2 separate regions of the Homo sapiens genome follow, and region 1 is linked to region 2. Evidence: read pairs that join two places in POLR2A ChIA-PET (ENCODE). Cell type or tissue: PC-9. All regions are shown on one strand. Each heading gives the region's core, and the rest is flanking DNA. Links, peaks and the distances in the headings are about the cores only.

Region 1 (15,430 bases), core at 294-8,293, 54 kb before region 2:
AAAATAAAAGAGAAAAAAGTATTACACAAATGTAGGTTAGTACCAGTTGCCTTAACTACTAAACTTTATATATTTCATAAGCCATAAAGACTGAGGAACAGATAGGGGGCGTTAATTAGGAACCAAGAACCAGCAGCTAAAACTGAAATCAAGCCCACTAATTCCTGGGCCAAAAGACCATTCTTCACAATTCATAGTTTTCACAAACTCAATGATAACCACATTGTTCCCTTGCTCTTTCCTGATAACTTCTGTGAGGAAGCATATTAATATGGGTAAACAAAATTACTGACTTTCATGTACCGACATAAACTCCAAAGAAAACTATGAAAATAACCCCACACATCTAGCTTTTTTTCCTGTTCTAATTTTATTTCTACTGACATAGAGTCATGTGAAAATTTAAACAGCTGGCTTTAAAACAGTATACCTCTTTACCCACTATCCATTTTATGTCTTTTTCTGCCCTAGAGCACATTTGTGAGATGCGGACAGTGAGCCCAAGGGAAACAATAAAGACCTGTCTCCCTACCTCCAATCACTTAGAAAAGAAACCCGCTAGCCAGTGATTTTTCTTACCCTTCACAGAGAGCTTCTTTCACAAAGGTGGGCTATTAAAGATGTTAGACATCAGTAAGGTTTCTGAAATACTAAGTCTGTCTTCATTATATGTCAAAAGTGTTAAAGTCTACTGATTACAAGCAAGACTAAAGGTCCCAATTTTCCAACTCCCTGTTTTAAACACTTTCTCTTTTAAGACAAGCTAAACTAAAGGTCATGACTTTTTCAAAGTAAGCACCTGGAACTGTGTCATATAATTCTTAGTACCTGGTAATCAGTATTTAATAAATGACAGTTAAAAAACAAAAGACATTCTTAAATAACCAATGTGTCAAAGAAAATTGTGATTATGAGAGAAATTAGAAAAATACTTTGAGGAAAATAGATGGCAATTGTGATTACAAGGGAAATTAGAAAAATACTTTGAGATGAAAGAAAAAGAAAATACAACATACCACAACTCATGGGGTACAACTGGAGCATTCCTCAGAGGGAGCGGAACACACCTTTTTGTTTGTTTTAAAGAAGAAAGGTGGTTTCAAATCAGTAATCTAATCTTCCACCTTAAGAAACTAGCAAAAGAAGAGCAAATTAAACATAAAGCAGACAGATAGAATGTAATGATAAATAGTAGGCAGAGATGAATAAAATAAAGAATGGAAATACAACAGAGAAAAATCAATGAAACCAAAAGATTGTTCCTCAAAAGGATCAACAAAATTCACCAACCTTTAGCTAGACGGACCATTAGAGAAAGAAAAAACTCAAAAATACTAAAATCATGACCGAAAGAGACACCATTACTAACACTACAGAAATAAAAGGGATGCAAAGGAATACTAGGAAAAATTGCATGCCAAAAAAACTAGATAACCTAGATGAAATGGACAAATTCCTAGAAAGACACAAAGTAGCAAAACAGACTCAAGAAGAAATAGAAAATCTGAATTAGATCTATAGCAATAACAAGACACAATCAGTAATAAAAAATTTTATTCGATTAGTAATCAAAGAAAAGCCTAGGTTTACATGACTTCACTAATGAATTCTACCAAATATTTAAATAATTAACCTCACAAACTCTTCCAAAAAGTGGAATAGGAGAAAGCTTATTTCAACTTACTCCACGAGGCCAATATGTACTTGAAACCAAAACCAAAGATATCAGAAGAAAACTACAGACCAATATGGTCTTGTGAATTTATATGCAAAAAATCCTCAATAAAATACTAGAAGGCTGAATCTAGCAACAAAGAAGATTATACACCATGACTAAAAGGGATTTATCTCAAGAATAAATGTTGGTTTGACAACTGAGAAATCAATTACTATAATACACTGTATCAACAGGAAAAAAAGGACAAAACTTGCATGTTCATCTCACACACACACAAAAAAAGGACTTGACAGAAATTCAACATCTTCACATGATAAAAACACTCAATAACCTAGAAATAGGAGGAAACTTCCCCAATCTGATAATGGACATCTACAAAAAACCCACAGCTAACATCTTACTAATGGTAGAATACTGAATGCTTTCCCCCAAAGATCATGAATAAGGCAACAATCTTGTCTTCTCTCATCACTTCTATTTAACACTGAACTACCAAGAAAAAATAGGAAGCATTCAGGGAAAGGAAAGGAAAAAGTAAAGCTATCTCCTTGAAGGTGACATGATTTTATATATAGAAAATCCAATCCAAAAGAATTCTTGCCCCCCTGAAAAAACCTATTAGAGCTACTAAATGAGTAGAGCAAGGGTCCAGGATACAAGATCAATATACAAAAATCAGTTGTGTTTCTACACACTATCAATGAACAATCTGAAAATGAAATTAAGAAAATGACTCCACTTACAGTAGCCTAAAAAAGAATACAATACTCAGGAATAAATTTAGCATAAGGAGTGTCAAATCTGTGCACTAAAAACCACAAAATATCATTAAAAGAAATTAAAGAAGATCTGATAAATGGAAAGGCAGCCCATGTTAGTGGGCTGGAAGATTTATTATTATTAAGAAAGGAATACTCCTCAAATTGATCTACAGTTTCAACAAAATTCCTATCAAAATCTCAGCTACCTTTTTGCTGAAATTGGCAGGCTAATCCTAAAGTTCACATGGAAATACGAGGGACCCAGAATAACCAAAACAATCTTGAAAAAGACGCAAATTGGAGGGCTCACACTTTCTGATTTCAGAATTTATTAGAAAGCTACAGTAATCAAGACAGTGTAATACTGGCACAAGGACAGACATACAGACCAATGGAAAAGCATAGAGAATCCAGAAATAAATCCTTACGTTTATGGTCAATTGATTTTTGACAAGGTGCCAAAGCAATTAAATGGGGAAAGAATAGTCTCTTCAATAAAGGGTGCTGGGACAGGTGGATAGCCACTTGCAAAATAATTAAGTTGGATCACTACCTCGTACCATATACAAAAATTAAAAATTGAACAAGCCGGGTGCAGTGGTTCACACTGTAATCCCAGCACTTTGGGAGGCTGGGGCGAGAGGATCTCTTGAGCCCAGGAGGTCAAGACTGCAGTGAAGCTGGGTTTGTGCCACTGCAGTCCGGCCTAGATGACAGAGTGAGACCCTGTCTCAAATTTAAAAAAAATAGAACAAAGGCCTAAATGTCAGAGATAAAACTATAAAACTTAGAGGAAAACAGAGGATTTACTCCTTATGACCTTGGATTAGGCAATGGTTTCTTAGATATGATAAGCACAAGCTACCAAACTGTATTTCAAGGATAATCAAGGTAAAAAGACAACCCACAGAATGGGAGAAAATATTTGTAAATCACAAATATGATAAGGGACTTGTATCTAGAATACATAAAGAACTCTTACAACTCAATAATAAAAAGACAACCCAATTTTAAAAAGGGGCAAGGATTTGGATAGACATTCCTCCAAAGAAGATATACAAATGCCAATAAGCAAATGAAAAAATACTCAACATCATTAGTCATCAGGGAAATGTGAATGAAAACCACAAAATATATCACTTTACACCCACTAGGATGTTTACATAATCAAAAAGATAGCCAATGCCAGGCATGGTGGCTTAGCCTGTAATCCCAGCACTTTGGGAGGCTGAGGTGGGCGGATCATAATGTCAAGAGATCAAGACCATCCTGGCCAACATAGTGAAACCCCATCTCTACTAAAAATAAAAAACAATTAGCTGGGCATGGTGGCGCGCGCCTGTAGGCCCAGCTACTCGGGAGGCTGAGGCAGGAGAATCGCTTGAACCCGGGAGTTGGAGGTTGCAGTGAGCCGAGATTGCACCACTCCATCCTGGCAACAAAGTGAGACTCCGTCTCAAAAAAAAAGACAACCAGTAACAAGTACTGGTGCAGATGTGGAGAAAGTGAAATCCTCATACATTGCTGTGGGAATGTAAAATGGTGCAGCCACTTTGGAAAACATTTTGGCAGTTCCTCAAAAAGTTAAACATAAAGTTTATAACCTAGCAATTCCAGCCCTAGGTATATTCCAAAAAGAAAGGAAAACATAGGTCCACATTAGAACTTGTATATCAATGTTCACAGCACCATTACTCATGATACCTAAAAAGCAGAAACAACCCAAATGTCCATCAACTGATGAATAGATAACAAAAAGTAGTATATCCATACAATGGAACATTATTCAGCTATAAAATGGAATGAAGTGCTGACACACGGTACAACACTGATAGCCTTGAAAGCATTATGCTAAGTGAAAGACAAATACAAAAGGCCACATATTGTATTATTCCAAATCTATAGAGACTTAAAGTAGATTAATGGTTGCTTAGGGCTGAGAAGGGAAGAAAAAATGGGGAGTGCCTGTTAATGGCCTCAGAGTTTCTTTTTTTCTTTTTTAAATCAATAGACTTTATTTTTTTACAGCTGTTTAGGTTTACGGGAAAATTAAGAAGAAAGTACAGGGAGTTCCTATACTATCCCCTCTCCACTCTCACAGTTTCCCTTATTATTAACATCTTTCATTAGTGTGGTACATTTATTATAATTGATGAACTAACATTGATTTATTATTAGTAACTGAAGTCCACAGTTTACATTAGAGTTCACTCTTGGTGTGGTATATTCTATGAATTTTGATAAGCAGTATCATACAGAATCGTCTCACTGCCCTAAAAACCCCCTGTGCTCCATCTATTCCTCCCTCTCTTCCTCCCTCTCCTGAAACCCTGACAATCACTGAACTTTTTACTATCTCTACAGTTTTGCCTTCTCCAAAATGGCTCCTTTCACTTAGCAATATGCATTTAAGGCTCCTCCATGACTTTTCGTGGCTTGATAGCTTGTTTATTTATTTTTCTTTCTTTCTTTTCTTTTCTTTTTTTTTTTAAGAAACAGGGCCTCGCTATGTTGCCCAGGCTGGTCTCAGACTCTTGGGCTCAAGCTATCCTCCTGCCTCACCCTCCCAAGTAGCTGGAACTACAGGTACACCTAGCAACTCGTTTCTTTTTACTGCTAAATAGTATTCTGCCAGAGGGATGTACCACAGTTTGTTTGTAAGAGTCTCTTCTTGGAGTGATAGAACTGTTCTGGAATTAGATAGTGATGATCATTGCACAATTCTGTGAATATACTAAGAATCACAGGATGAACAAATTAAAAGGGTGAATTTTATGGTTTGTGAATTACCTTTCAATAAAGCTATTATTTTTTAAAAAGACATGGTTGCCTAGTGAGCCTGAAAAAGCAAAAATAGCTGAAAGGAAAGAATCAAGGTAGCACAGATACAGAAGCTTATGAGAAGAATGAGTATTCTGGAGGGGAGGGGTCAAGCATAAGGTTCTAACTCATGAGTTTTAAGGTTGAGAATTAAGATAAAACTGGATTTAATCAAGGGAGGGATTGCTGATAATTCTATAATTAACCATTACAGCGAAAGACAAAACAGAAATCAGTCTGCAAAGGCCTGAGGAAATTATGGATGGCCTAGGCTTCACAGTCAACAAGTTTAACTTCCACAGAAAGAGAACATATAATTATAGTTGCATGCTCTTTAGGAGTTAACTGGGGCTTCTTAAAATGAGGAAGCCTCCAGCACCCACATTTAATCCTATTCCAAAGATTCTTGGACCATTTACCTCCCATTTTTCAGGACAAACAGAATAAAAACATAAATTCGGGGCTAAACCAGGGTGTGTGGTCAGAAAGCGCTCATTATGAACAAGGCCTTGAGTGAGGCACTCTACACGCTATCTCATGTTATTTCACATTACCTCAGATGAGGTAAGCACTATTATCCTCATCTTTTTCAGGTAAAGAGGAGCACATTAATTCCTTTATTCAATGACCCTTTATTAAATACCCACTTTGTCCCAAACACTGTAAAACTCTAGGGATAAATACAAAACAATAGGACACTTAATCTTAATGTATTTAGACTAGTGAAAAGAAGCAGATATGAAATAAACAATAACATTGCAGATAGCAGAATATCAATATAGACAAGAATGCTGGTGGTGGAGGGATGTGTATACATAGACACAGATAAGGATATGTGATCTCTTCATTTCATAGATGACAAGATTTTAGTCCAGAGACTTCCATCAGAGCAAGGACTAGAACCCAAGTCCCTAGATTTGTATCATGGCAACCTGTCAGAAGGTAATCAAGCATGCCTATTACCATCCACATCTCAGACAGGACACATTAATCTGATCATATAATTTCCTGAAAAAGCTCTAACACTGACAGGTGCATTAAATGCACTGCTGTATTTATGCTATACAGTCATTCATTTAATGTAACTCACTTTGATATTAGGCACTCAGTTAAGGGGTGTGCTGAGGAGGTTAACTAACAAACTTTTTCATGTTACACCTCATTGAAGTTTCCCTCTGCTATTGTGATTCTCCATGCTCACCCACTAAAGTGATGCCAATGTATTCCTTTATAAACCTCTGATTTCTCTCTTCTTCTCCATTCCTACTGAGAGGGACAGGGGACAGAAAATTCTAGACAGAAAAGGGTGGGTCCCCGACAAAACCCCATCCTCAAGCCGAAAAGCCTGAAATGACGGCCCAAAATGAGAACTTACATCCCTGTTTTCCCACTCGAATGTTGCCTTTTCCTAAATCACCCATGGCCCTGCCCCACCCCATCCTGTGCCTATAAAACCCCCAGACGAGACTGGTAGACGAGACTACGGCTAGATGTCAGAGAGAAGTGGCTTGACTTCAGAGGAATGGCTTGACGGCATAACTTCAGAGAAGAGTCTGGCTGGAGACAGCTGGACTTCAAGGGAAGATTACCTACCAGTCCCATCCCCTTTTCAGTTCCCCCTCCTGCTGAGAACTACTTTCATCAGCAATAAAATCCCCTGCATTCACCATCCTTCAATTCATTTGTGTGACCTCATTTTACCTGGACGCTGGATAAGAGCTTGGGAGCCACAAGTGCAGATACAAAAGGCTGTCACACTGGCCCTTTGTCCTTGCTGGTGGAAGGCAGTTGCCTCACAAGAAAAGGCAAAGAGTCCACTGAGCTATTAACAGTTGAGCTATCCACGGATGGCAGAGCTCAAAGAGCACTGTAACACTCCCTCTGGGGCTTCGGAAGTCTCAGGCACCCCTACCTGGATGCTGCCATTGGGCCTGCATAAAGTTCACTCCTGCTAGCACCAAAGCAGCTGGCCGATTCCCGTGCTCATTCACTCCAGTTCCCTCACTCATTTGCTCACATGCTCCCTCCTGCAAGGAGTTGAGAGTGGTGGGCTGAGTATATGAGGCACCCGTTGTGAGTCCCGTGAAAGGGTCAGGGAAATATCCTGCTTCACTGACTCCCTAATACCAGTCAGGGCACTACTCACAGGTTGTTACAATAGGTTCCCAGTGCATCTCCCCACCATCTCTCCGTTTCCACCCCACTTCCCTAGTCAATTCATTTTGCAAAGAGCTGCCAGATTAACCTTTCTTTTAATAACTTTAGGGTGTTTTTCTTCCCTGTAAAAAAGTAATACCTGATCATTATAGAAATAATAAATTTTCTCTAATGGCCCCTGGCCATGTCACCCTCGAGTTCAAGAAAAGACCTCTGGCTCAGCACTACTTACTAAGTCACCATATCCAGTATACTCATTTCTTGGGGCTGCTGTAACAAATTACCACAAATGTGGTGGCTTAAACCAACAAAAATTTATTCTCTGGCTCTGGAAGTCCAGACTGGGGCAGTCTGGTGGAGCTGCATTCCCTCTGGAGGTCATGGGGAAGAATCCATTCTTTGCCTCTCCAGCTTCTGGTGGCTGCCAGCATTCCTTGACTTGTAGCCACATCACTGCAATCTGCCTCAGTGGTCACGCTGCTTCCTCATCTGTCCATCAAAGCTCCCTCTACCTTAGTCTTATAAGGACACTTGTCACTGGATTTACGGCCCATCCACATAATGGAGGATAAGCTCCTCTTCTCAAAATCCTTAATCACATCTTTTGCCATACAAGGTAATATTCATTGTTTTACCATATAAGGTGATAACCACAGGTTCCAGGGATTCAGACATGGACATATCTTTTTAGGGGCCACCATTCAGCCCACTGCATCCAGGATTCCCACAAAAAGCCAGTTCTCTCTTTCATTATCCCCAGCAGGCACCCTCTCTATCAACTCAAGCCAGTCTCCCTAGAGACCACCAGCCTGAACCCCATCCCCTGCATTTCTAACTATACCTACATTTCTATTTTCCCTCTATCCTCCCACCATCCAGAAGGGCAAATCTTGTTTTATTTTGTTAAGATCAGCTCTAGCCCTCTTTCTCTGAAGCTCTCACTGACCACCACCCTCAGTCCATAAGTCATTTTTCTTCAAAGTTCTGGAACACAGAGTTAATATCCCACTGAATTTATATGCTTTATTTTTTTTTTAGTGGACTCACACATTTTTCTATCTCCCCAAGTAGTCTGAGCTCCTCAAGCACAGAAGCTGTGTTTTCTACTTCTTTTGCAACCCCATAGTATCCAGCACAGAGCCAGGCATTTAAGAGATATTTATTAAAAGATTGATAATTTAATGAAATGAAAAAGAAAAATCAGCAATATTTTGAAAGTGATTTAAACTGATACTACTATCACCAACAACTTTAAAGAAGTTGTTACAAAAAAAAAAAAAAAAAAGAAGTTGTTACAAAGAAATGCTCCCTCTCAGGGATGTAAAATCTGAAAAGCAATTAAGAACTCTTCTTTTATCACCCTTTTTACACTTATTTACATCCTGATGCTCTAATTAAGGCAACTAATAAAAGTTTCAAGTTGTTAAAGTTAAGAGAACTACTGTATTTAGATGAAGAAGTACCAGCAGCCTCAGCCAAAAAGGAAAACAGGAGGGCTTGTTTTGTCTTTCTCTTAAAAACATAAAGAGAAAAGTTATCTCCCACGGATTAAAGAAAAATTAAGATAAATATGAATGTGGCTAGCCACTGCTCTTTACCACTTTAAAGAAAAAAAACAAGCAGTGGCGTTTTCATTTGATGTTAAGGCTCCCATAACTTCCTTCACAGCTGTGGGTTAGGCTTCTTCTCTTTTTATATTTGCCAGATCTACAGAAAGCAGCAAAGTCTACTCACATCTTCCTGCTGCTAACCTTTCTGCCAGTTTTTCTAGTCGACAGGAGAAAGATCAAGTAGGCATCTCTAGCCTGAGAGTTAACTTCTGCCTCTCCTCTCTCAACCCCTATCCCCTCCCTCATCCCCCACAACTGGTAAGTCCTCTTTTTAAAAGTCTCTCCACTCTTAGATGGCATAACAGCCCTGTCTTCTGGTTCTCTTACGTCACTGACCTCTCTTTTCAGTTTATTTTGCTGAGTCCTATTCTTCAAGAATCTTCTGATCACTTTAGAGTTTTCCAGGGTTCTCTTTAGCTCTCTATTCTCTTCACTCTTTATCTTTTCAGAATTTTATGCACGCCGCATCAACTGCAACTTACATTGTAAAGTCTCTAATATGGTCTTCAGTCCAGGCCTTTCTTCTGTGCAATCTAACCATGCCAGTGAGAATTCAAAAAAGACCAGGATTTATTGAACTCAGTATGTATTAAGTTATTTTGGTATGGGATCACACATATATTACATTTAATTCTCACAATAACTCAATAAGGTCCTTATTAACACACCCAATCCGTATCTGAAGAAAGTAATATCTGAAGAGATTAAATAATCTGTCCAAAATCACAACAGTTTGAAAGGGTGAAAATGAGATTTGAACTCCAGTCATATGCTAAAACCCATGTTCTTTCATAATCGGACCGTCTGCCTCTGGTCTTGTCCCAGTTCCTACATTTTCACCCTAATCTGTTCTCCATATAGCCATTGGCATTTTTCTTCAAAAACACAAATCAGATTTTGTCACTTCTGCTTTAAAACCCTTCAATGGCTCCCCAACATTTATGGCCTTGGTTTTCAAACCTCATTACACATAAGAGCCACTCAACTGGGAAGCCTATTAAAATTTAAATTCCCAGACCCTATCCCGAAAGAATCTGATTCACCAGGTCTCTTCCACTCTGAAAGATACTGACCCAAATTTGTCAGCCTTGTTTACCAGGTATATTGTAATTTGGTCCCTGCTTATCTTTCATCCTCATCTCTGACCACACCTCTACTTCTGCTTTACGCTGTAGCTCAGGGTTAATATATCACCGCCCTGCTGGCAACTCAAATATAGCCTGCTGCCAGTTTTTTTTTTTTTTTTTTTTTGGTTTGAGACGGAGTTTTGCTCTTGTTGCCCAGGCTGGAGTGCAATGGTGTGATCTCAGCTCACCACAGCCTCTGCCTCCCAGGTTCAAGCAATTCTCCTGCCTCAGCCTCCCGAGTAGCTGGGATTACAGGCATGCACCACCATGCCCAGCTAATTTTGTATTTTTAGTAGAGATGGGGTTTCTCTATGTTAGTCAGGCTGGTCTCGAACTCCTGACCTCAGGTGATCTGCCCGCCTTGGCTTCCCAAAGTTCTGGGATTACAGGCGTGAGCCACTGTGCCTGGCCCAGTTTTTGAAAATACAGTTTTACTGGAACACAGCCATGCCCATTCATTATATTCTGCTTATGGTTGCTTTCATGATACAATGGCAGAGTGGAATAATTCCAACAGAGACCATATGGTGTGCATGGCCCTTTACAGAAAGTCTGTCGATCCTTCTCTAGCTGTACCAAAATACTTACTTTACTGTGCAAGATGCTTTACAACAGGATATTCCATCTTTCCTGTTTTGGAGGGGACTCCAGTTCTTTAAAGATTCATTCCTACTCTGTAAACCCATGTCTGACGTTCCTCGACAGTTAAGCACCCACTCTTACTGCCCCAAAAGAACTTTGCCTCTATTGCCCTCATTTTCTACCTCACTGTATTGTAATTACTTTTCTATTTGTCTGCCTCACCCAATAAAATGTTCCCTGAGAACAGTTACAAACTCTTAATCATCTTTGCAACTCCAATGCCTAGCACAATGCCTCGTACATATCAGGTGTCCAACAAATGTTGAATGAATTAATAAATAAACTTTTCTGAAAATCTTAAGAGGACAAAACATTCTGAATAAGGTTATTTAAACTTAGATTAAACTTAGATTAAGGTTATTTAAACTTAGATTTCAACTGGTTTCTGTGGTATTTAAATTACTCCTTGGTTTCTGAATTATCTGTAGAGGTACTCAAGTTGAAATGTGCATGTAACCTAGACAAGAAAGGAAGGCGGCCGGGCATGGTGGCTCATGTCCGTAATCTCAGCACTTTGGGAGGCAGAGGCGGGCAGATTGCTTGAGCTTGGGAGTCTGAAACCAGCCTGGACAACACAGGCTGTCTCTACAAAAAATATTTTTAAATTAGTCAGGCATGGTGGCAGGTGCCTGTGATCCCAGCTATTCCAGAGGCTGAAGTGGGAGGATCGCTTGAGCCAGGGAGGTGGAGGCTGCAGTGAACCATGATTGCACCACTTGTGCCCAGCCTGGGTGACAGAGTGAGACCGTCTCAAAAAAAAAAAGAAAAAGAAAAGAAAAGAAAGCAAGCACATTAATGTCTACTGTCAGAGATTTGTTTAATAGACAACATGGCTCTTTTGTCTTGGTCTTCTAGAAAGTGTTGATGTGAGTAAGAGGACAGGAAAAGCAGAAAATGTCTGGGCTATAAGGCACGGCCCAAGGAAGGTAGCTCCAACTGCAGCAGAGGATGGTTAAGGAGCCAAAAGATAAATGAGGGAATGTCAAAGAGATTTTTTTGCCAAATTAAAATTTTTTTGAGAACCAGAACTACTCAGAACTGGAAAGAATCAGAAGACTTTGGCAGAGGGAGAGGGTTAAAAGGGTAAGGAAAGTGTAAGAAACCTCATTTCCAGATAATCACGTAGAACACAAGGTAGAAAAGAAGTGTGGAGGGAAATGGCAGCTCACATTGGCATGCTGCAGCCAGTAGTTGGCCCACTCCTGCATCAGTCCCTCAACTGGATCTTGACGCCTTAGGATATTTCAATTCATTCATGTGTTCATTCAATAAAGTCCAACATAAAATAAAAAATAAGAACCTTCTATCTATGATCAAAGCCTCTGAAAATAACACATTTCTATTTTCTAATTGAATGCAGCAGGTCAAGGGAGAAGAAACTTTCCTTTTTCCTTTGAGACAGAGTCTGGCTCCACTGCCCAGGCTGGAGTGCAGTGGCGTGATCTCGGCTCACAGCAACCTCCACCTCCTGGGCTTATGCAATTCTTGTGCCTCAGCCTCCCTTCTGAGTAGCTGGGATTATAGCTGCATACCACCACACCTGGATAATTTTTTATATTTTTTGAAGAGATGGGGTTTCGCCATGTTGCGCATGCTGATCTTGAACTCCTGAACTCAATCCACCCACCTTGGCCTCTCAAAGTGCTGGGATTACAGGCATGAGACACCACACCTGGCCAAGAAGAAATTTTCATAAAAACAAGCACTTTTTCCTAGTGGTAAACATGGAGGTGGCCTCAGGAGACTACCTTTCTCACACTATCTAACTTAATGACAGAGCTTAAGTTCATTTTATGTCCCACCCCACTGCCCCTGTCCCATCTGGAGCATAGTCTGGAGCAAAGGGTAGTGTAGGTGTTACAAATCTTATACAACAGCATATACTTAAGAATTACTAAAATGATCCCTCTCCCTCTCCCTCCTCTCCCTCCTCTCCCTCTCCCTCCTCTCCCTCTCCCTCTCCCGTCTCCCACTTTCCACGGTCTCCCTCTGATGCCCAGCTGAGGCTGGACTGTACTGCCGCCATCTCGGCTCACTGCAACCTCCCTGCCTGATTCTCCTGCCTCAACCTGCCGAGTGCCTGGGATTGCAGGTGTGCGCCGCCACGCCTGACTGGTTTTTGTATTTTTTGGTGGAGACGGGGTTTCGCTGTGTTGGCCGGGCTGGCCGGGCTGGTCTCCAGCTCCTGACCGCGAGTGATCTGCCCGCCTGGGCCTCCCGAGGTGCCGGGATTGCAGGTGGAGTCTCGCTCACTCAGTGCTCAATGTTGCCCAGGCTGGAGTGCAGTGGCGCGATCTCGGCTCGCTACAACCTCCACCTCCCAGCCGCCTGCCTTGGCCTCCCAAAGTGCCGAGACTGCAGCCTCTGCCCGGCCGCCACCCCGCCTGGGAAGTGAGGAGCGTCTCTGCCTGGCTGCCCATCGTCTGGGATGTGAGGAGCCCCTCTGCCCGGCCGCCCAGTCTGGGAAGTGAGGAGCGCCTCTTCCCGGCCGCCATCCCGTCTAGGAAGTGAGGAGCGTCTCTGCCCGGCCGCCCAACGTCTGAGATGTGGGGAGCGCCTCTGCCCCGCCACCCCATCTGGGATGTGAGGAGCACCTCTGCCCCACCATGACCCCATCTGGGATCTGAGGAGTGTCTCTGCCCCACCGCCACCCCGTCTAGGAGGTAAGGAGCATCTCTGCCCGGCTGCCCCGTCTGAGAAGTGAGGAGCCCCTCCGCCCGGCAGCCGCCCCGTCTGGGAAGTGAGGAGCGTCTCCGCCCGGCAGCCGCCCCGTCTGGGAAGTGAGGAGCGTCTCCGCCCGGCAGCCGCCCCGTCTGGGAGGTGTACCCAACAGCTCATTGAGAATGGGCCATGATGACGATGGCAGTTTTGTCGAATAGAAAAGGGGGAAATGTGGGGAAAAGAAAGAGATCAGATTGTTACTGTGTCTGTGTAGAACGAAGTAGACATAGGAGACTCCATTTTGTTCTGTACTAAGAAGAATTCTTCTGCCTTGGGATGCTGTTAATCTGTAACCTTACCCCCAACCCCGTGCTCTCTGAAACATGTGCTGTGTCCACTCAGGGTTAAATGGATTAAGGGCAGTGCAAGATGTGCTTTGTTAAACAGATGCTTGAAGGCAGCATGCTCGTTAAGAGTCATCACCATTCCCTAATCTCAAGTACCCAGGGACACAAACACAGCGGAAGGCCGCAGGGTCCTCTGCCTAGAAAAACCAGAGACCCTTGTTCACATGTTTATCTGCTGACCTTCCCTCCACTATTGTCCTGTGACCCTGCCAAATCCCCCTCTCTGAGAAACACCCAAGAATGATCAATAAATACTAAAAAAAAAAAAAAAAAAAAAAAAAAAAAAAAAAAAAAGAATTACTAAAATGAGCATCTCAGGGACCTACTGCACCGTAGTAAAGCACAAGGAATCACTGTTAGGTAATATAATAATGATAACGTGTTTTGAGAGCCTACTATGTGTTAGAGTCTGTACTAGAGCTTTAAATGTATCAACCCTAATCTTCACCAAGGCCTCACCTATTGGCCACATTTAACAGATAAGGAAATGGAAGCTCAAAAAAGTTAAATAAATTAGCCAAGATTTTTTCCTTCCCAACTAGCCTAGTAGGAGATCTACTCAGTATTTGAGCTCTGCTACTTAACACTTTCCTAAACCCCCACTTTAGAGATGCCAAATCTGTCTCTTGCTTTATTTCTCTCATTTGCCATTGTAAGTATGTGCTGGCTGGTTTGCTCAGCTGGAGCACACTGATTAATAAAGCCCGAGTACATCAGGGCAATCTCCTTAATGTCACCCTGATTCAATTCAATTCAATCTCTATAAATGAGTACTTTATGCTGTATTAGGCACACTGCTAGAAACTTGGGAGGCAAAGCTATTCCCCATTCAAATCTGTCCTGCTCTCACTCCAGCCAGCTAGATGGCAGAGTGTGGAGAACTCGCAGCAAACTCATTTATCACCACTGGTAAAAACAACTCAGAATACAAAATCTTTATAAAGGGAGGCCCTCACATTATCATCATCATGTTTCCTGACCTACTCACTCAAATACTACCTCTCTATAACTGCTGTTCCTGCCTACTCTGTCTTCTTCCTGTTGCCCTGGTCTTGCTGTCAGCCAGTTTATCATCCTTTATGCTCTCAAGGGCACAGCCACCATACTTCCAAACCCCAATCCTCATCTTCCCTTACACTGAAGAAAATGGGACGAGAGAGTGTGACTCATACAGAATGTGAGGGAAAAGTGTGTTTTGTGTGTATGTCTGTATATACTAGGAGGACAGTACAATTTTGTGGGATTATAACTAGGGCACAGAAAACGCAGGGCTGGGAGCTGCCAAAGCCTTATATAAGGACAGTTTCACACTGCCTGACTGTTGAAGGAGAGTCCAGTATTATACATGACATGTAAATATTACTTATCTACAACTACAACATGCATTCAAAGTGCAAGTAGAGTATTCCAGAGGCACTCTCCATCCAGAGACATTTAAATGAATTTTCTTTTTGATGCTCACTAAGGTTTTCAAAGCTGCTGGTTTCTAAGTACTTATAAAAACAATGAATTAATAAAGAGTGAGAATCAAATTCACTGTGCTTACCTGTGTATCCTTTAGGAAGTA
Region 2 (16,208 bases), core at 4,459-12,458:
AAATTAGCCGGGCGTGGTGGTGCATGCCTGTAATCCCAGCTACTTGGGAGCCTGAGGCAGGAGAATTGCTTGAACTCAGGGGGCAGAAGTTGTGGTGAGCCGAGATCACGCCATTGCACTCCAGCCTGGGCAACAAGAGTGAAACTCCATGTCAAAAAAAAAGAAAATCCCAAGATTTGGACATATTTATTTGGAGCACTTTTATATACCTTGAGATAAAAGAACTTAAAAGATAGAAATACTAAATTTCAGTGTCAGATTCAAAGGTATTGAGGTTTTATCCATTTCCAACTACAGTGTTTGAACTTTTGGTACTCCTAAAATAGTACTCATGGCCTTTTACCCCTTACAAAAATAAAAAAAATTCTGGCTTTGGTATATTTACGTGCTTTGCTTTGCAACCTGATATTTTTCACCTGTCTTTCTTAAGACATACTCTGCCGTCCATTAATCATCAATTGGATCTAAAATGAAAGCACCGCTGTTGGGGTTCTGTTAAAAAAATAGAAACTCTCACTCTGTCATGCCGTCAGTGGCACAACCATGGCTCACTGCAGCCTCAAACTCCTGGGCTCAGGTGATCCTCCCACCTCAGCCTCCTGAATAGCTGGGACTACAGGTATTACAGGTATACCCAGCTAAAAAAAAAAAAAATAGAAACATATTGGTAACAATCATGTGTAGTGGTTTTGTTTCAGAAATAAAATACACATTCAGTCAGGTGTGGTGGCTCATGCCTGTAATCCTGGCACTTTGGGAGGCTGAGGCAGGAGGATCACTTGAGCCCAGAAGTTTGAGACTAGCCTGGGCAACACAGTAAGACCCTCTCTTTACAAATAAATAAATAAATAAATAAATAAATAAATAAATAAATAAATAAATAAATACGAAAATTAGCTGGACATGGTGGTAAGTGCCTGTTGTCCCAGCTACTAGGGAGGCTGAAGTAGGAGGATTGCTAGAGTCTGGCAGGTTGAGGCTACTGTGAGCTGTACTTGGGCCACTGCACTCTAGCCTGGGTGACAGAAGAGCAAGACTCTGACTTGAAGAAAAAAAGAAATGGACATTCATATCATTTATAAAAGTGAATGGTTGATGATAAACCTTTTTTTCCCCCATACTGGAAAGGATTTCCTGAGATCATTATTTCTTTTTTTCTCTGCCTCAGCCTCCCGAGTAGCTGGGATTACAGGCGACTGCCACCACACCTGGCTAATTTTTGTATTTTTAGTAGAGACGGAGTTTCACCATGTTGGCCAGGCTGGTCTTAAACTCCTTAACTCGTGATCCACCCACCTCGGCCTCCCAAAGTGCTGGGATTATAGGCGTGAGCCACTGTGCCTGGCCAAGATCACTATTTCTTTATGAATTTTTAGTTAACAGTCATTGTATTTAGCTACAAATAAATCTTTAAGCATGGAACAGAATCAGACTTAGACCAGAAGAAAAATATTATCATGAAAGGCCTCCCAATTGTGATTATTGCAATTATCATATTGTGATAGATGGTTCATGATTTAGAGGATCAGTTAGGTCCTGCAAGACAGAGAGACAAAGCAGGGGCAAATCTCCCTGGAGTTTTCTTTGTGGAGGGTACGGTAGGCAAAATGATGGTCCCCCAAAATGTTCACATCAAAATTCTCAAAACCTGTCCTATGTTATGTTACATGGCAAGAGAGATAAAGTTGCAAAGGAAATTAAGGTTGCTAGTTAGCAGATCTTAACATAGGGAGAGCATTCTGGATTATCCAGGTGGACCCAATATAATCACAAGGGTCTTTAATAGGAGATGAGGGAGGCAGAAGTGAACCAGAGGGATGGTTGATGAGGTGAAAAGAACTCAAGCTGCTATTGCTGGTTTTGAAGATGGAGGAAGAAGGCCATGAGCCAAGGAATGCAAGTGGCCTCTAGAAACTTAAAAGGGTGAGGGAATGGATTATCCCCTAGAGCCTCCAGAAAAGAATGCAGCCCTGCTGACACCTTGATTTTATTAGGGAGACCATTTTGTACTTCTGAATTACAGAACTGTGAGACAATACATTTGTGTTGTTTTCAGTCACTAAGTTTGTGGTAATTTGTTTAAGCAGTGATAGGAAACTAATACAGAAGTTCTCTCCAAACAAAGACTAACAGACCATCTTCCTCCAAAGATGCTGTTTGGCATTCTGGAATTTCACGAAACTATGAGTTACAAAGTTCCAAAAAGAACTGAGCCATGGGGAGAGGCTGAAAACCAAAGTTGTGGAGGCACAGTGATCAGCAGTTAGCAGAGAGTGCCTCTCATGTTTGACACCGTAAAGAATGGAGAGGAAATATAAACGAACTATTAACCTCAAGGAGAGGCATGATTAATAGCAATACTTGGTATTTATGGCCAGGTGCAGTGGCTGAGCACTTTGGGAGACTGAGGCGGGCAGATTGATTGAGCCCAGGAGTTCAAGACTAGCCTGGGCAATAAGACAAAAACCCCGTCTCTACAAAAAGTACAACAATTAACAGTTTATTAGTGGCAAGCGCCTGTGGTCCCAGCTACTTCAGGAGGCTGAGGTGGAGGATCACGTGAGCCTGGGATAGGTTGAGGCTGCCGTGAGCCGTGATGGTACCACTGCATTCCAGCCTGGGAAACAGAGTGAGACCCTGTTCAAAACAAAACAAAACAAAACAAAACAAAACAAAACAACTTGGTATTTTTATGTTTTATTATTTATTTATTTATTTATTTTGAGACGGAGTTTCACTCTTGTCACCCAGGCTGGAGTGCAATGGTATGTTCTCTGCTCACTGCAACCTCTGCCTCTTGGGTTCAAGCGATTCTCCTGCCTCAGCCTTCTGAGTAGCTGGGGTTACAGGTGCCCAAGACCAGGCCCCGTTCATATTTTTGTATTTTTAGTAGAGACGGGGTTTCACCATGTTGGCCAGGCTGGTCTTGAGCTCTTAACCTCAGGTAATCTGCCCGCCTCAGCCTCCCAAATTGCTGGGATTACAGGTGTGAGCCACCATGCCTGACCTTATTTTAAATAGTCTCATTTAATTCTCCCATCAATGCTATGAGGTAGAAATTTTTATTACTCCATTTTGTAAATAAGAAAACGTGAAGCTAAGAAAATTATTTTTCCTGCAATTAGACAACAGTAAATGGAAGAGTCGGGATTCAAACAGATCTGTCTGGTTCCAAAACCTTTAAATGCTTCACTACTTTGGTATCTGTCCTACCAGAGCCACTCAGCCGGGAAGTGTACGATATGTAGAGATTGCTTATTAGATCAGGTAATTTCTGATCGTTAAGTGGAGGTTACGGGCAGACATGTGGACATTGTGCAGCGGTATCCACCCTCCAGGTATCTGCTTCTCATGAACATGAAGTCTTCCTAAAATGTACCCACTGTCAAACATCACTGCCAGTGGTGGCTTCTTGCTGAACATTTTTAATCAACTGTCCACCATAAACCTAAATCTGACATGTCTAAACTATAGCTCAACTCTACCTCTCTACCTCAATCAGACCTTTCTCCTGACTTTCCTATTTAAGAATTTCATTATTCTTAAACCCAGCCATGTAGATTCAACATCTATAAAAACTATGACAGCCACTATTGGCTAAGAATGCATTCCTGTTTTTGTGCTAAGCATTTTAGATGTCATCCATTTAATCCTCCCAATAACCCTATGAGGAAGGTACAATTGTTAACCCCATTTTATAGATGAGGAAATTGAAATTTATATAAATTGCCAAAGGTGACACCTTAGCATCATCTTTCATTACTCATCTCCTTCACCCTCCATAGCTCGTGAGTCACCAAGTCCTGTCAATTCTCCCTCTGTATTGTTACTTGTGTTTGTTGCTTTCTTTCCATGTCCATTGTCACTGTACCAGTCTTGCCCGTTTTTGACCTATTGACCTATGCCTGAATTGCTACCATAGCCCAATATGGTCTTCCTTGTTCTATAATCTCCTTCCTCGCATCTTTCTAATTTGCTTTGGTCAGAGTAAGCCACCTAAAGTCCCACTTTTATTCCATCTATCTTCAAGTTCAAACCTTCAAACTGAAAAAGATACACCCAAATGTCCCCAGAGGTAATCTTTGGAGAGTGTTATGATAGCAATATTTTTTAAAGAAATTAAATAATTTAGCTATATTAAAAATAAAAGAAAAATGTGTTACAACGATATGTTGAAATGATAGGCCAAGATGCATATAAAGATTAGCAACCATTGTACCCTATAAAATGTGTGGTTCTAGCCTTGGGGAACTCTCACTGGCCATCTGACCATCTCAAATATGCAAATCCTTTTTTGAGAGGCAAATCTTCTTATAAAAAGAACAGTTATGTAAATGTGTTTAATGTTTTCCATGTACTTATACATTTTATTATTAGTATTAAAATAACAAATGTACGTGGAAAAAAAAAACTCAATCAAAATACTACCAAAGGAAAATAGTAACTGTGTGTGGGGAAAGATGTGTTAATTAATTTGATTGTGGTAATCATTTCACAATGTATATGTATATCAAATATTCGTACTGTATGCTTTGAATTATATAATTTCTATTTGTCAATTATGCCTCAGTAAAGCTACTGAAAAAAGAAAAAAAATTCCACCAAAGGATAAAACAATAAAAAAATTTATCTCTCAAGGTAACTATTGAATAAGGTGTTTTGTATATTTTTCTTCACACTTCTCTGTAATTTACAGATTTTTTTTTTCTTTTTTCTTTTTTTTTTTTTTGTTGTTGTTGTGACAGAGTCTCTTGCTCTGTTGCCCAGGCTGGAGTGCAGTGGCACAATCTTGGCCTGCGCCACCACGCCCGGCTAAATTTTAATTTTTTAAAGTAGAGACAGGGTTTCGCCATTTTAGCCAAGCTGGTCTGAAACTCCTAGCCTCAAGTGATCTGCCCACCTCTGCCTCCCAAAGTGCTGGGATTACAGGCATGAGCCACTGCGCCCGGCCAATTTACAGACTTTCTACAATGAACATGTATTGCTTTATAATAAAACATAAGGTCAATAAAGCATAATGTAAACAAAGGAACCAAACTCTCCGTCATTCCCTGCTACTTATAATATAAAGTCTAAAATCTTTGACTGAGGCCTGATGTAATTTGGCCCAAACTGCTTTCCAGGCTTATTATATACCCTTAAATTTAAATGTTCTGCATCAGGTAAACTATTTTAAACCCAATTTTTCCTGCTGTATCTCTGACTTCTGCTTCTTTTTTCTTCCTGAAATGAGCTTCCCCATTCTCTTTCAATATCCCAACTCAATCTATTGTTCAAGGTCTTAGACCCAAGGAGAGCCTTTCCTAAGAAGGAAGGAGTCAGTATGTAGTGTTTACTATGTGTGCTAGGCCCTCTACTTGGAGCTTTACTTGGTACTTCATGTAACCCTCACAATAACTCTGGAAGGTTGATGTTATCTTCATTTTGCAGATGAGGAGACTATGTTTCCCTCAAGCCACACAGCCAGTGTGTGGTGAAGCTGGAATTTGTTGCCGGCTGAATCTTCTGCCCCAGGTCAGCAAGTTCTCATTTTTTCTAACTTTTGTAGCTCATATCTGAATGATACGTTTTACCAGTAATCACAGAAGTGCTTTCTAATATAGTGGCATTTCCTATAATGTTATTTTTAACTAAGTTTGTGGTAATTTTTGTTGGTGGTAACTTATATTTGTACTTTTGTTTATCTTCTCAACAAAAGCTCCTTTTGGGAAAACTTGGGTTCGAGTCCTAACTTGCTACTAGCTATTTGTCTTTGAGCAAACTCTTTAACTTTTCTCAGCCTCAGTTTCCTCCACTGTAAAATACAAAATAATAATATCTAACTCTTGAGGGTTATGAGAGTTAAAAGCCCAGAATATTCCTTGTACAAAAGAGCTGCCTGTGGTGTATTTGATTTGACATGATGATAGTTTATTTTCAAATCCATTACATTTCCAGTTTCTTTATAGTAACTAGAAATATAGTAAACCACTATAGTGGTTTGAGATTTTTTTTTTTTTTTTTTCCCCAAGACGGAGCCTCGCTCTGTCACCCAGGCTGGAGTACAGTGGTGTGATCTTGGTCACTGTAACCTTGGCCTCCTGGGTTCAAGCAGTTATCCTGCCTCAGCCTCTCGAGTAGCTGGGATTACAGGCATCCACCACCACACCCAGTTAATTTTTGTATTTTTAGTAGAGATGGGGTTTCACCATGTTGGCCAGGCTGGTCTTGAACTCCTGACCTTGCGATCTGCCTGCTTCAGCCTCCCAAAGTGCTGGGATTACAGGCATGAGCCACTGTGCCCAGCCGAGATATTCTTAAAACTCAGTGACCTAAACTAGAGGTATAGATCTTTTGTGTCAAGACAATAGAAAATTGACTACATAAACTTTAAAAGTATTTTTAATTAAAATCGGTTTTCTGCTTTTTGGTCAGAATATCCCATCTTGCTGTTTAACCAACATTGAACAAGAGGTTCAGTTACTGGTTAAAGACTGTTCCTAAGGTAAATGTTTACATTTATAAACATGAATGTTGTGACTGAATGTTGTCACTGTTAGTCCAGAAAGCCACTGTGAATTTAAAAACTTAGTACACTGAGACATATGTTTACTCAGAAAATGAAAAAAACATTAAAAAATCTCTGGCCTTCAAAAACAGCAATTTTAAAAAACAGATTATTTATATCAGAAAAAAAGGAAGCCAAGCACAGTGGTTCATGCCTGTAATCTCAACACTTTGGGAGGCCGAGGCAGGAGGATTGCTTGAGTGCAGGAGTTCTAGACAAGCCTGGGCAACAAAGCAAGACTCTGTCTCTACAAAACAAACAAACAAACAAAAATTAGCTGGGCATGGTGGCACATGCCTGTAGTCCCAGCTACTCAGAGGGCAAGAGGACCACTTGAGTCCAGAAGGTTGAGGCTGCAGTGAGCCATGAAGGTGCCACTGTGTTCCAGCCTGGGTGACAGAGTGAGACCCTGTCGAAAAGAAAGGGAAAGGGGAAGGGGAAGGGAATTACTGTATTCATTCCAATTATTTTCTTCAGGGTCAGATAAAAAGAAGCAAAACTCACCTAAAGAAATGGTTCATACGGCCGGGTGCAGGGGCTCATGCCTGTAATCCCAGCCCTTTGGGAGGCTGAGCCGGGTAGATCGCCTGAGGTCAGCAGTTCGAGACCAGCCTGGCCAACATGGTGAAACCCTCTCTCTACTAAAAATACAAAAATTAGCCGGTGTGGTGGCACATGCCTGTAATCCCAGCTACTTGGGAGGCTGAGACAGGAGAATTACTTGAACCTGGGAAGCAGAGGTTGCAGTGAGCTGAGATCACACCGTTGCACTCCAGCCTGGGCAACAGAGTGAGACTCCAACTCAAAAAAAAAAAAAAAAAGAAAAAAAAGAAATTGTTCATAATTTTTTGGCTTTTACAGCATCTTTATTACCATTCTTTAATTTTTCAATTCCTGCACAGATTATTTATTTATTTATTTATTTCTTTGGAGATGGGGTCTCTCTCTGTCACTCGGGCTACAGTGCTATGGCACAATCTTAGCTCACTGCAATCTGGAACTCCTGGGCTCCAGCAATCCTCTTGCTTCAGCCTCCTCAGTAGCTGGGTCTATAGGTGCATGCCACCATGCCTAGCTAATTAAAAAAAAACAATTTTTTTTGGTAGAGACAAAGGTCTCACTATGTTGCCCAGCCTGGTCTTGAACTCCAGGCCTCAAGTGGTCCTTCCACCTCAGCCTCCTGAGTAGGTAGGCCTACACACATGTGCCATCACACCTGGCCTTTCTGCATAGACTTTCTAGTAAAGGTGCTGTAAGACCTTTACTTGCTAAACTGAATTAGATTTAATTTCATTCTGAAGTTTGTGAGAGTTGGACATAATCCTTAGGATAATTGTGGAGGCAGAATAAAAATTAGACAGGGGCCAGGCATGGTGGCTCACACCTGTAATCCCAGCACTTTAGGAGGCGGAGGTGGGCAGATCACTTGAGCCCAGGAGTACGGGACCAGCCTGGGCAACATGGTGAAACCCAGTCTCTACTAAAAATACAAAAAGTAGCCAGGTGTGGTGGCGCATTCCTGTACTTCTAGCTACTTGGGAGGCTGAAGCAGGAGGATTGCTTGAGCCTGGCAGGTGGACGTTGCAGTGAACCAAGATGGCGCCATTGCACTCTAGCCTGGGTGACAGAGTGAGACTCAAAAAAAAAAAAAAAAAAAAATAGGTATTTGCCACTTAAATTTAAATTTTTGGTGAGTTGTGAATCAACAATTGAGAAAAATTATAAGCAACTGCTAATCTTTTTAGCTTTTTATTTACTTTTTTCCCTACTACCACTATTTTTTTTAATTATAAAAGTAATTTTCAGCCTTTTAAAAGATAAATACACCTGAGGTTAGAAATGACAATTCTATTATTATTCATATTTTACTTCACTTTTATTAAAAGACTTGTCAAAATACCCTGACAAGAGCTGTAAGTGTGTGTTCCATCTAATACTGAAAATAAAGTTTCGGCTGTAAGTAGTAAAAATCTCTCCTGAGATTGCAACTAAGAAATTCTCATTTCTCATTTGTCTAATCCCTATTTGTTATGAATTGTTTTATTAAAACAAAACAAAACCTTAGACTGCTTGGCAAGTCATTAGGATTTTTGTAGGGTTTAAATATTCTACATCTGCCTCTAACAAGATTATCCGACTTTTCTCCTTCTCTGAACAAGCTTCTTGAAACAGTGGTTTATATTTCACAGTTTCCATTTTATTCCTTCTTACTCCTTCTTCGGCTCATTGCAATCTTGCCTTTGCAAGACTGCCTTCAGCAAAAACCACTCTCTCCCCAGTCAATTTATTGCTAAATCAAAGAAATACATTTTCATCTTTACCTTAGGGGACTTCCCTGAGGTATTAACCCACCAAAAACACACTCTTGCCCTGCTTGAAACTTTCTTGGCTCTCTTTCTGTAACAGCCATTTTCACTGCTTTCTTTTCTACTTCTCTAGTTTCTCCTTCTCAGTCTCCCTATGAGCTTTTTTTTTAGATGGAGTTTTCCTCTTTTTGCCCAGGCTGGAGTGCAATGGCGCAGTCTTGGCTCATTGCAGCCTCCGCCTCCTGGGTTCAAGTGATTCTCCTGCCTCAGCTTCCTCAGTAGCTGGGATTACAGGCATGCGCCACCACGCCCAGCTAATTTTTGTATTTTTAGTAGAGACAGGGTTTCACCATGTTGGCCAGGCTGTTCTCGAACTCCTGACCTCAGATGATCCACCCGCCTTGGCCTCCCAAAGTGCTGGGATTATAGGCGTGAGCCACCACACCCAGCCTATGAGCTTCTTTAAACCTCATAATTCCCTTGATTGCCAACATTTTTTTTTGCTTCACTTTCCCTGTGGTCACATCCGCCATTCATGTCTACAACTGAATATGGTGAATGAATCCAAAATCCTTGTCTCTTACCCAGACACTGCCTCTGACCTTCGGACATTGATAAATGCAATAACTCACTCCTCTTGAGGTTCCATAGGCCCCTTGAACTTGACATGCTTAAAATTCAATTTCTTACCTTTTCTCTTCCCAAAATAAGCAGCACCACCATCCACTCATTTGCTCAGAAACCTGGGAGTTACCCTTGACACTGCTTTTCCCCTTAATAGCTCATGTCTAATTGGTCGCAAGGTCCTTTTGATTCTAGCTTATCATCTTGTATCTGTCTTCTCTTTTCCATTTGGTTCTCTAACTCGTACAGTTGTTTCCTGTCTTGCTTTACGTCTGCCCCACCTAACCATTCTCTGTATGGAAAAGTGTGAATCTGATCTTTCTTGTTTAAAAATTTTTCAATGGCTCCTCCATTGCTTGCCTTGAAAAAAGTCCAAATCCTTTGATATTTTAGACAGGGTTTCACTGTGTTGCCCAGCCTGGAGTGCAGTGGCACAATCACAGCTCACTGCAGCCTTGACTTCCTGGGCTCAAGTGATCCTCCTGCCTCAGTCTCTGAGTAGCTGGGACTACAAGCATGTGCCTCCCCAACTGGCTAATTTTTTTTTGTTTTGTTTGTTTGTTTTTTGAGACAGAGTTTCACTTTTGTTGCCCAGGCTGGAGTGCAATGGTACGATCTCGGCTCACTGAACCTCTGCCTCCCGAGTTCAAGCAATTCTCCTGCCTCAGTCTCCCGAGTAGCTGGGATTACAGGCATGCGCCACCATGCCTGGTTAATTTTTTGTATTTTTTTAGTGGATACAGGGTTTCTCCCAGGCTGATCTCAAACCCCCAACCTCAGGTGATCTACCCTCCTCGGCCTCCCAAAGTGCTGGGATTACCTTACAGGTGTGAACCACCATGCCCAGCCACACCTGGCTAATTTTTTTAAAGTTTTTTTGTAGAGACGAGGCCTGGCTACGTTGCCCAGGCTGTTCTCGAACTCCTGAGCCCAAGTGATCTGCCTGCCTTAGCCTCCCAAAGTGCTGGGATTACAGGTGTGAGCCACTGTGTCCCACTGGCAAGTTAACTGTAAACTGAGAAGATTAATAGTTATGAGAATTAAATGAGGTAATATTCAATAAATGCTAGCTATTATTTATTATGATTAATATCCTCAGTCATGTCTTTGAAAATAGTACTATCATTTCCTTAAGATAAATTCTTTTTTTTTTTTTTTGAGACAGAGTCTAGCTCTAGCTCTGTCACCCAGGCTGTAGTGCAGGGGAGCCATCTTGGTTCACTGGGCTCACTGCAACCTCTGCCTCCCGGGTTCAAGCAATTCTCCTGCCTCAGCCTCCCGAGTAGCTGGGATTATAGGCATCTGCCACCACTCCCGGCTAATTTTTGTATTTTTAGTAGAGAGAGGGTTTCACCATGTTGGCCAGGCTGGTCTCGATCTCCTGACCTCGTGATCCACCTGCCTTGGCCTCCCAAAGTGCTGGGATTACAAGTGTGAGCCACCGCACCCGGCCAAGATAAATTCGTAAAGTAGAATTGTTGGGTATGCATTTTTAAAGACTTTCATAAGCATATTGCCAAACTGCCCTCCAGAAGAGTTATACCTGTTTATATTCTCACCAGTGCTAATGAGAAAGTCTGTTTCTCCATATTGTTAACTCAACTGTGGGATTACCGGTTTTTAAAATAACTGCCAAATTGATAAGTGAAAAATTGTCTAGTTTTTATAACTTATTGAGTCTGTTTAACAAATCTGCTGCAGAAAGATCAGATATAGACTGATAATATAGAGTGTTGGCCGGGCTGGTCTCGAACCCCTGACCTCAGGTGTCAGACTGGCCAAAATGGTGAAACCCCGTCTCTACTAAAAATACAAAAATTACCCAGGTGTGGTGGTGCGTGCCTGTAATCCCAGCTACTCAGGAGGCTGAGGCAGGAGAATCGCTTGAACCTGTGAGACGGAGGTTTCAGTGAGCTGAGATCGCGCCACTGCACTCCAGCCTGGGTGACAGAGCGAGACTGTCTCAAAAAAAAAAAAAAAAAAAAAGTGTTACTGCTATTTACTTTGTTTTGATTGTACATCTTAACATTCATGTTTTTCATCTCCTTCAGGACTGAGAACTTACACATTTTTGAACTCCTTTACTTCCCTCTTTCCTTCCAGTTCCTTAGGAATGAGCATGCACTTGTGTAATTGAGTTGAATAAAATTTAACACATATTTCCTATTAAACTTTAAAGCTCAATAGTCCAGTTTCTTTGTATACCTTTCCATGGGGAGCACAGAGTGCTGTGCTGAGTGTTGGTGACCTGTTTGGAATTCCTTTTTAGTCCCTAACTAGCTATACAACCTTGGGCAAGTCGTTTAACCTCTTTGGACCTTCATTTTCTTACATGTAATGTGAGATGGTACCAGGTAATTTCCTAGGTATCTTCTAGTTCTCACATCACGCAGGTTAACATTTTTCTTCCAAGAAGTTCCTTCCTACTTTGCTGTAAATATTGCCCTCCTCCAACATAGTGTCATCTCTGAGGCAGAACTTGCTTCTTTCTAGAACTGTAATTTGTTCAGTGTCATGAACCCTAAGATAACAGTAGCAGCTACTATCCCAGAAGTATAGCCAAGACTTTAATGTGAAGTAGGTCTTATTCACTTTTTTTGTGTGTGTGATAAAATCCTTTGAAAGTTTGTTGCAGCTGTGCATGGTGGTTCATGCCTGTAACCCCAGCACTTTGGGAGACTGAAGCAGGAGGATGGTTGAACCCAGGAGTTCAAAACCAGCCTGGGCAACAAAGCAAGACCCCATCTCTACAGAAAAAAAGTTTTATTTATTTATTTTTTATTTTTTTGAGACAGGGTCTCGCTCTGTCGCCCAGACTGGAGTGCAGTGGTGCGATCTCAGCTCACTGCAAGCTCCCGGGTTTACGCCATCCTCCTGCCTCAGCCTCCCGAGTAGCTGAGACTACAGGCGCCCGCCACCACACCCGGCTAATTTTTTGTATTTTTAGTAGAGACGGGGTTTCACCGTGTTAGCCAGGATGGTCTTGATCTCCTGACCTCATGATCCGCCCGCCTTGTCCTCCCAAAGCGCTGGGATTACAGGCATGAGCTACCGCACCCGGCCAAAAGTTTTAAAAATTAGCCAGGCATAGTGGTTTGCACCTGTAGTCCTAGTTACTTGGGAGGCTGAGGCAGGAGGATTACTTGAGCCCTGGAGGTTGAGACTGCAGTGAGCCATGATTATGTACTCAAGCCTCGGCAGTAGGAGACCTCATCTCATTAAAAAGGAAAAGAAAAGAAAATCTGTTGAAAGCTAGGGACCCACTCACAGAAAAACATGTATAAGCATATATACACAAAATTTTAGGGGGCTCTTAGACCCTCTGGAGCCCATCTATATACTCTCTAGGAATCCACAAATCCTAGGCTAAGAACATTTGACTTAGGAACATTCAAAGGATCCTTGGAGATTAACAAAATTGTCAAAAACTCTCTCTTCCTATTGGAAAAGGGAGCTGTTATATTACCTAAAAAATAGAGAATATTAAAACTGTTTTTGCTGCTGCAGCTGAAGCCATGCATATGCTCAGGCTTCAGAGGAAGTTTTCCTCTAATGTCTTTTGCTGTGGCAAAAAGAAGGTCTGGTTGGCTCCCAGAGACCAATGTTAACTCCCATCAGCAAATCCAGAAGCTGATCAAACATGGGCTGATCATCCGCAAGCCTGTGCCTGTCCATTCCCAGGCTCCTTGATGCCAGAAAACCTTGGACCATCGGAAGGGCAGGCACCTGGGCATAGGTAAGCAAGAAGGTACAGCCAATGCCCAAAGGCCAGGGAAGGTAACCTGGATAAGGAGAATGAGGATTCTGTGCCAGCTTCTTAGAAGATACTGTGAATCTAAGAAGACTGATTGCCACATGTATTACACTCTGTACCAGAAGGTGAAAGGGATTGTGTTCAAAAACAAGCGTATTCTCATGGAATTGTCCGCAAGCTGAAGGTAGACAAGTCCCGCAAGAAGCTCCTGGTGGACCAGGCTGAGGCCCACTGGCCTAAGACTAAGGAAGTGTGCAAACTTCATGACGAGTGCCTCCAGGCCAAGAAGGAGGAGATCATCAAGATGTTGTCCAAGGAGGAAGAGACCGAGAGATAAAGCTCCTCCTTTCTTGTCTATACATAGTGGCCTCAGTAATTACATAGACCATTCAAACAAAACAGGCTTTTATCTGCTTGAAAAAAAACCCAACTCTCTAAAACGCAACCTTTTATGCTTACTTAATTGCAAATGTCCTCTTCATAAATCAGATCATGTACTAACTGCTTAAATCTTTCAGAATAGAATCTGAACTCCATACACTATAAGGTACTACATAATCTGGCTCCTGCCCACCCTTGTTTTATACTTTTGTGCCCCACTGGCTTCCTTTGGCTCTGGGAACACACCAACTCTCTACAAGTCACTCTGTTTCTGCTGAACGGTCTTAGAGTGACCTGTTTTCTCTACCCTGACCACTTCCCCTGTTGCCATCCTTAAGGTCTCAGTTCAAATGTCCCCTCTTCATTTGAACTTCCCCCACCACCTTCACCCCTACCCCAAGTCACTCACTATCACCTCACCCAGTTTTTTTTCCCTGTGTAGTCCATCTTGTCACAGTCCAGGCCGTGGTTTTTGTTTATTGGCTTATTGTCTTCTCTCTCCACTTGAATGTTAGTTTCATGAGAGATAGGTAATCTTATTTATAACCATATTCCCAGAGCTAGGTGCAGTGCCTGGCACATAAGGGTAGTAGGCACTCAATCACTGTTTGTCAATGAATAAACTTCAGCCAGGGATGGATTAAGTAAGACCTTAAGAGGGTCTAAACACTAAGGATTATGGTGCTTCTCCCCCATATTTAATTCTAACCAGCAATTTTGGTGCTCCTTCCCCATATTTAACTCTAACTAAAAAACAGTACTAAACCACACACTTACATGTACTGAAGCAAAAATAGCTTCTTTCTAGATTATCTGATTGTAAACCTTGGACTCCCTGCCTTGCTGGTGCCCTAAGTGTATGTGCTCTTCCTCTGTCTTGGGGGAGTCTAGCACTCACTCAGTCCTCTAGATGTGTTGGACACTGTTTTAGTTTAAGATTGCTTATGACTACAAAAAACCTTGCTGGGATATTGATGAAAATTACGTTAACTCTATAGATCAATTTGGGAAGAAATGACATGTTTATTGATTCTTCCAATCCATGAATATAGTATGCCATTCCAATTATTTGTCTTCTTTAATTTCTTTCATCAGCATTTTATAATTTTCATCACACAGATGTTGTACATGTTTTGTTAGATTTATATGTAAATATTTCACGTTCTTTGGAGCAATTGTAAAATGGTTCTGTTTTTAATTTCTGTTTCCACATTTTTTATTATTATTTTTTATTTTTTATTATTTTTTTTTTATTGATCATTCTTGGGTGTTTCTCGCAGAGGGGGATTTGGCAGGGTCACAGGACAATAGTGGAGGGAAGGTCAGCAGATAAACAAGTGAACAAAGGTCTCTGGTTTTCCTAGGCAGAGGACCCCGCGGCCTTCCGCAGTGTCTGTGTCACTGGGTACTTGAGATTAAGGAGTGGTGATGACTCTTAACGAGCATGCTGCCTTCAAGCATCTGTTTAACAAAGCACATCTTGCACCGCCCTTAATCCATTTAACCCTGAGTGGACACAGCACATGTTTCAGAGAGCACAGGGTTGGGGGTAAGGTCACAGATCAACAGGATCCCAAGGCAGAAGAATTTTTCTTAGTACAGAACAAAATGAAAAGTCTCCCATGTCTACTTCTTTCTACACAGACACGGCAACCATCTGATTTCTCAATCTTTTCCCCACCTTCCCCCCCTTTCCATTCCACAAAACCGCCATTGTCATCATGGCCCGTTCTCAATGAGCTGTTGGGTACACCTCCCAGACGGGGTGGTGGCCAGGCAGAGGGGCTCCTCACTTCCCAGTAGGGGCGGCCGGGCAGAGGCGCCCCTCACCTCCCGGACGGGGCGGCTGGCCAGGCGTGGGGCTGACCCCCCCACCTCCCTCCCAGACAGGGCGGCTGGCCTGGCGGGGGCTGAGCCCCACCTCCTTCCCGGACTGGGTGGCTGCCGGGCGGAGACGCTCCTCACTTCCCAGACGGGGTGGCTGCCGGGCGGAGGGGCTCCTCACTTCGCAGACGGGGCGGCTGCCGGGCGGAGGGTCTCCTCCCTTCTCAGACGGGGTGGCTGGGCAGAGACGCTCCTCACCTCCCAGACGGGGCGGCGGGGCAGAGGCGCTCCCCACATCTCAGACGATGGGCGGCCGGGCAGAGACGCTCCTCACTTCCTAGATGGGATGGCAGCCGGGAAGAGGCGCTCCTCACTTCCTAGATGGGATGGCGGCCGGGCAGAGACGCTCCTCACTTCCAGATGGGGCAGCCAGGCAGAGGGGCTCCTCACGTCCCAGACGATGGGCAGCCAGGCAGAGACGCTCCTCACTTCCCAGATGGGGTGGCGGCCGGGCAGAGGCTGCACTCTCAGCACTTTGGGAGGCCAAGGCAGGCGGCTGGGAGGTGGAGGTTGTAGCGAGCCGAGATCACGCCACTGCACTCCAGCCTGGGCACCATTGAGCACTGAGTGAACCAGACTCAGTCTGCAATCCCGGCACCTCAGGAGGCCGAGGCTGGCGGATCACTCACGGTTAGGAGCTGGAGACCAGCCCGGCCAACACAGCGAAACCCCGTCTCCACCAAAAAAATACGAAAACCAGTCAGGCGTGGCG

What was found. ChIA-PET counts read pairs that join two places held together with the same protein. Peaks named below come from ENCODE experiments on the same cell type or tissue, not always from the same donor. Only the 100,000 strongest peaks of a DNase experiment are listed, where the experiment ranks them.
Region 1: POLR2A ChIA-PET joins it to region 2 with 25 read pairs; 15 of 35 experiments call an interaction of 5 or more read pairs at or near these places.

The regions. Positions count from the first base shown.
Region 1 is chr12:12,616,371-12,631,800 of GRCh38, reverse strand. All of the region lies in intron 1 of CREBL2 (cAMP responsive element binding protein like 2), which reads right to left. Among named protein-coding and RNA genes, the nearest start is that of CREBL2, 12 kb to the right of the region's middle. RefSeq lists a silencer at 6,892-7,186. In PC-9, for the core only: no CTCF peak of the experiment used is centred there; a DNase peak (open chromatin) is centred at 3,540.
Region 2 is chr12:12,565,561-12,581,768 of GRCh38, reverse strand. LOC107984486 (a long non-coding RNA gene) reads left to right here. Exons shown (of 3, transcript XR_001749010.1): 2 at 5,431-5,514; 3 at 6,415-6,634. It also overlaps the pseudogene RPL19P17. Among named protein-coding and RNA genes, the nearest start is that of DUSP16, 11 kb to the right of the region's middle. In PC-9, for the core only: no CTCF peak of the experiment used is centred there; no DNase peak of the experiment used is centred there.